Linked DNA regions of Mus musculus: region 2 is linked to region 1. A link is a contact called in ENCODE Hi-C or POLR2A ChIA-PET data. All regions are on one chromosome and are shown on one strand. Each heading gives the region's core, a stretch centred on a gene start or an enhancer-like site at or near the end of the contact. The rest is flanking DNA. Distances are from core to core; before and after follow the strand shown. Region 1 holds the start of Iqcg (IQ motif containing G). Region 2 overlaps Heg1 (heart development protein with EGF-like domains 1).

Region 1 (2,981 bases), core at 210-2,709:
GGAAGACTCAACCACACCAATTTCTCACTAACACCCCTACCTTTTCAGTAGAAAAAACGAGATTAGTCAACCAAAAATTAAAAGGCATGGGAGCATACTTACTTTTTTGCCTTATACACATAAGCACATCTCTTGCCTAAGTAGAACTCCGTTTCATCTCGGGCATAAACGCCTTCAATTTTAAGAAGAGCCGTGTGCTCTCTTTGGTTCCGGAGACCTCGCTTGTAGCCAGCAAAAATGGCCTTGCACCACAGCCTAAGACAACGTTAAGAAAGACATGATGACTACCCCGTTACAACTTTTCATGTATCTTTTAGCAAGCCACCATGATTTGCTTTGTAGCAATTCCTACTCCAGCTATCTACAGCAGACCTCTCGTTCCCCTCCCGCATTACACTGAACTTTAGCTTCGCGTTTAATAGAACGAAACAGAAATGGAGAAAACGACTATTGTGAGATCGCGTACCTTCCAGACATACTTGCTGTTAGAAGTCCTGTTCCCAGCAGGCCTGAAAAACAAAACCGAGAGCTCAACCGAGAGTCATGCAGCACGCATCCCACCTGTCACTATTTCCCGGCGCGAGAGATGGCTTCAGTCGGCGTCCCAAGGATGGGGACCTCTTACCTACGCCCTGCCCCCTATAGAGGCAGAGCCTGGCAAAATACTCAGGGCTCCGACAACCAATGACAACGAACGACTCGGAATCGTGGGCAAAGGCCGGGTGGGAAGGCGACTCACCCGAGACTTAACTTCTCAAACCCCAAAAGGAACCCGGAGGCGAGCTCATGCCTCCATCAGTACAGAAAGCAGCTAACACAGGCGAGATCCGGCTCTGTGCGGGGAACCCAGCTCCCAGGGACCACCGCTCCCCGGGCCAGTAAGACCGGGGGAAATGCACCCATTCTCTCCTCCCGAGCCGGAGATCGACCGAGACCAGCGAGCTCTCCTCCCCCGGCCGGGGCCTCCACACCATCAGCCCGTCATCGCCTCCATCCCGCCCTCCATCCTCCTGGAATCCCCAGAAACCTCTGGCGGTCGGGTTCTCCGAGACGCCAGGTTGTCTCGGTGAGGGATGAAACTAAACGCACCCCAGCAATCGGGCCCCAAAGCTCAGCAGCAGGAACCCCCCTCACCTCCACAGGCGCCAAGATGGCGGAAAGAGGAAGGCAAGCCCCGCCGCGCGGCCTTGTGGGACGCACGCCCCGCCCCTCTCCGCGCTTAGGCCGCTCACACTGCGCCAGAAAGCAAAGGTCAGAGACAGAGAGAGAGGCTCGACTCAGCCAAGCCGCGCTCAAGAACTTTAAATTCTTTCCCTCCTGCCCTTTCGTCTTTGTAAGCGGCAACACGTATTATTTAGGAACAAGGAAAGGCAAAATCGTAGTCGACTAAGAAAGAATCAGGGGTCCTACTTAAAAAAAAAAAAGAGCTTGCGCGACGCGTTGCCATAGCTACCGATTAGTTTGGTTCCCGCCTCCAGCTGGGCTGGTAGAGAGGTAAGGAAAAGTTAAGTGTTTTCTCCTCTTCCTAGAATGGAGACTGGGATCCTACCATATAGGAGAGAAAAACCTGGAGCATGAAGGCAGGAGTTTCTCTTGATTTGTTCTTTTATTTTTTCCCATCTTTAATTTAACAAACAGGGTGTGGTAGCCGTTGCCCGTTAACCTCAGCATTTATTCCGGAGACTGAGGTAGGAGGATCACATCACAAATTCGAGGCTAGGCTAAGTTACATAGCAAGGCCCCATCTTAACAGCAACAAACATCCATGAGGCAAACCGCGGTCCCGGTGCTTGCTTGTAACCCCAGTATTCTAGCTGTGCGAGCAGGTGAATAGGACTTAAAAGACCATCCTCTGCTACATAGGGAGTGCCAGTCAGCCTGAGCTACATGAGACCCCATCTGAAAAAAAGGGAGACGATGTGAGGAAGTGAGAGATAGAAGATATCCTTCCATCCTTTCCCTGACTTGTCGGATGCAGATAAATTTTTTAAAATTCATTTATTTATTATATGTAAGTACACTATATCTGTCTTCAGACACTCCAGAAGAGGGAGCTAGATCTCGTTATGGCTCCATGTGGTTGCTGGGATTTGAACTCTGAACCTTCGGAAGAGCAGTCAGGTGCTCTTACCCACTGAGCCATCTCACCAGCCCACAGATAAATTTAATAGACTCAGATTTACAGTTCCTAACTTGTGCATTAATTAAGGCGAACTGATGGATCCATTCATTTAATCAGAGAGTAATTTATTGAATGACTACCACTACCAAGAATGCTGTAGGCTTGTAGGGCACCAGAGTAAACAGACTAAAACGTCTGCCCTCTTGCAGCCTACATGAGGGAGCAAGGATGGCATGTTGGCTCTGGTGTCTGTAATCCTTGCACTTAGAAGGTTGAAGTATGAAGATTGCTCTGTTTTAGGTCAGTAAGAGGTACATTATGTGTACACAGATATCCTGAGCTACAGAGTAAGAAATCTCATCCTTGCTCCCTCACTCCTCGCAAAAAAAAAAAAAAAAAAAAAACAAGACAACAAGCAGATTAGACATGTGGTATGTTAAAAGGTCAAGACTTCCTTTCTTTTCCTTTTTTTTTTTTTTTTTTTTTTTTTTTTTTTTTTTTTTTTTTGGTTTTTCAAGACAGGGTTTCTCTGTATAACCCTGGCTGTCCTGGAACTCACTCTGTAGACCAGGCTGGCCTCAAATTCAGAAATCCGCCTGCCTCTCCCTCCCGAGTGCTGGGATTAAATGCGTGAGCCACCACCGCCCAGCAAGACTTCCTTTTTAAAAACCTGTTTATGTGTGTGCTTTCAGAGGTCGGAAGATGGCCTCAGACTCTAGAGCTAGATTTTACATGCAACTTGTTATTGTTATTGTTGTTGTTTTGTTTTGAGACAGGGACTAGAGAAATGTCTCAATGTTTAAGGGCATACACTGTTTTTAAAGAGGTCTTCAGTTCAGTTCCCAGCATCTACATCAGG
Region 2 (3,185 bases), core at 259-2,758, 660 kb before region 1:
TGTAACAAGCCACCCTGGTTGGGCACGAGGCACATGTTGTAACCTTGGGAGGTTGAGGCAGGAAGATCAGGAGCTGGAAGTCAGTTTGGTCTACACAGCAAGTTCCAGGCCCACCTCAACTACAGCGTAAGACCCTGCCCCCAACAAAACAAAACAGCGGTCCTCAAGTAAGCAGTGGCAAAGCCCCAGGCCTTGTGCTATTTGCCCGATTGACAATTCTCATTTAATCCTCACGGTAAAGCAACACAATGTGTGTGAACACTTCTGCAAAGCAGTGCCTCTAGAAAAAAAGGCAATGCTTGAGCCAGGCAGTGGTGGCACACGCCTTTAGTCCTAGCACTTGGGAGGCAGAAGCAGGAGGATCTCTGTGAGTTCAAGGTCAGCCTGGTCTACACAGAGAAACCCTGTCTTGAGAAAGGGGTTGAAGGATGCTTGCTTAGCTTGTCCACAGGCACTGCCTAGGATCCTACACGGGCACCTGCGGCACTAACTAAGAACCCACAGGCTGGCGTTAGGAAAATGAGAAACCTTCAGACTTTGAGCCTCAGCAAAAGCAAAAATAAATAGAAAATTAAAAAGAAGGAAGGAAGGAAGGATGAATGAATCTGGCAAGATGACTCAGCAGTAAAGGCCCTTGCTACCAACCTTGACAGGAGTTCGGTCCTGTGTGCCATGGGTGGCAGGAGAAGAACTGAGTTCTTCAGTTTTTCTTTGGCTCCCATACACTGTGGCAAATGCACTCCCCTCCGCTAATAAACATTTTAAAATAAAATTTAAAAAAATTGGAATGCCATCTCCCACTGGGACAAGGCCTGAGCTAAGTTCCTAGTGTTTGTAACAGGCCACAGAGGGAACGACTGCTCACCTGGTGTGAGCACGCGTCACTTTCTGTCACACTGCTCAACCTTGACGGCTATCCAGAACCTCTCAGAAGTAAAGCAGAGGCAGCGGGTATTACAACAAGGCAGACTACATCCAAAGTCCTTCACGTCGTTTCTGTCCTCTCCCTTCACAAAAGTGACATCACCACAAAGCCATTTACCTGGACTGCAACAGCTCAACTGCCCACAGGAAAGACTCCCATAAGTCAAGACCCATTATTCCGCCCCAGCTCTTAGCGAGTCTACAAAATGTCACCTTCAAAGGACATTAGCACGACTCTCACAAAACCAGCAATTGAAAGTAGTTTCTATTATGATCTTCAGCAATCCCTTACATAAATAAATATTCCTCTTGGAAGAACTGCCCGCCCACTGCCTATGGGCTAAACGGTATGCTGACTGTCCGACAACAATCCCACGCTCCACCCAGCTTCCCTTTGTGCCCCCATTTCCAGGAAGCTCACACTAAATTTAGTGCGGAATTGTAGTCACTCTCACACAATTCAACATACACATTTGTGCCTTCAGAACAGAGCTTCCTCCCCGCCCTCCTCACCGGGGCGGGGCCACTTGTTGCTTTGTTTATAGCCCCGCCCCCACACCAGGACCAACAGTCAAAGAGACCACGGAAAGTCTAGAGAGGCAGCGAGGCAGGAGAGGGTGGAGAGCAACGCCCCCTGGCTCATCGTCCTGGGCGTGCTTAGGTGCTGTAAGATAGATTCTGTTCAGAAACAGATTAACTCCTGGCTACCCAGGATGTGGAAGGTGCTGTACTGATCAGTCTGTTCTGCTCTGTGTTCTGTTGCCGTAATAAAATACTGACCAAGAGCAACTCGGGAAATAAAGAACGTTTATCTTATTTTATTGTAAAGTTCTAGGTAAAAGCTTATCATTGAAGTAGACCCATGGAGGGGGCGCTACTTACTGGCTTGCTCAACCTGATTTCTTTTCCTTTTTTCTTTTAAAGATGAATTTATTTATTTTACGTATATAAGTACATTGTAGCCGTCTTCAGACACAAAGGAAGAGGGCATCGGATCCCCTTACAGATGGTTGTGAGCCACCATGTGGCTGCTGGGAATTGAACCCAGAACCTCTGGAAGAGCAGTCAGTGTTTTTTAACCACTGAGATAACTCTCTAGCCCCTCAGCCTGCTTTCTTACAGAACCAGGACCCACACAAACAAAACAAATCAGAACAAAAACCACACACACAAACACACCCACACACAAACACACAGATTTGCCCCACAGGACAATCAGATGGAGATATTTTCTCAATTGAGGGATCCTCTTCCCAGTTTGTGTCAAGTTGGCAAAAACACACTCAGCTCCACACACCGTGCTCCTAGGTGGCAGTAAAGGAGGCCCAGACGACACAGACTGAGTATGTATGGATCATCAAATGCTGCCACCTTTCAGATCAAAAGAACCTCCCACCATGCCCTTGGTTTATCGTCCGTAGGCACATCTCCTGAGGGACATTATAGACCTGACTGGTTTAAGCGTTGGGCTTTTCTCTAGGTCACACTGCTAGAAAAATCACGAACTCTTCCCCTGAACAAGGACCCCATTGCTTGTCCTCATTCACTGAGCAGGCTGGTACGGCAGGTTGACTCCAAGTCTGCTGTGGCGGGTCCTGCTGGTCCTCCTTAGGCCTACATCCCCAAAGCTCCCGTGTCAGTCACGGACTCAGAAAGGGTTAGTAGAATCTCATGAAGTCCATTCAGTAGGAGAGGTTTATCGAGCTTTCTGGGTAGGCTAGAAGGTGCCAGGCTAACTTTAAACACAGGGCAGAGGCTTGTTTCCACAGAGGTTTGTTTCCTCATTGGCCTCAGGCGCTCTCTGGGGTATGCTCTCTGACTAAAGTCCTCTGTAGTGAACATTTTAGAGGGCAGTCTGACATCACCTACAGCAGAATACCCAGGTCACCAAGGAAGACAAATTCTTAGTAAGACTCAAGGACAATGAAAGTCAGCAAAACTGCAAACATTAAACATGGAAGGTTCTAGAACAGCAGTTCTCAACCTGTGGGTCTCAACCCCTTTGGTGGTCAAACAATCCTTTTACAGGGGACACCTAAGACCATCAGAAAACCAGACATTTACATTACAATTCATAGCAGTAGAAAGATTACAGTTATGAAGTACAATGAAATAATTTTATGGTTGGGAATCACCACAACATGAAGAACTGTATTAAAGGGTTGCAGCAGTAGGAAGGTTGAGAACCACTGCCTTAGAAGGACAACTACCCAATGAATGAGGGTCAGAGGCAGGCTGAGTGGCTCACATCTCTAATCTCA

Evidence for each region. Hi-C counts contacts between places; a loop is a spot of excess contacts on that map. ChIA-PET counts read pairs that join two places held with the same protein, here RNA polymerase II (POLR2A).
Region 2: a map of regulatory T cell shows a loop between it and region 1 (3-fold over the local background). The contact joins the enhancer-like site here to the promoter of Iqcg in region 1. A Hi-C loop is called at or near these places in 1 of 37 maps with a recorded cell type or tissue (regulatory T cell). POLR2A ChIA-PET finds 5 or more read pairs at or near these places in 1 of 5 experiments (embryonic stem cell).

What each region holds. Positions count from the first base shown.
Region 1 is chr16:33,054,664-33,057,644 of GRCm38, reverse strand. It overlaps Iqcg (IQ motif containing G), which reads left to right and starts at 1,459. Exons shown (of 11, transcript NM_178378.3): 1 at 1,459-1,494. Rpl35a (ribosomal protein L35A) reads right to left here and starts at 1,192. Exons shown (of 5, transcript NM_001130485.1): 1 at 1,135-1,192; 2 at 467-509; 3 at 103-255. The coding sequence starts at 477.
Region 2 is chr16:33,712,741-33,715,925 of GRCm38, reverse strand. The region is part of intron 2 of Heg1 (heart development protein with EGF-like domains 1); the gene reads right to left. Among named protein-coding and RNA genes, the nearest start is that of Heg1, 30 kb to the right of the region's middle. Within about 2 kb of position 1,508, at least 2 of the 3 ENCODE cell types and tissues checked have a DNase peak (open chromatin) inside an H3K27ac peak, as active enhancers do.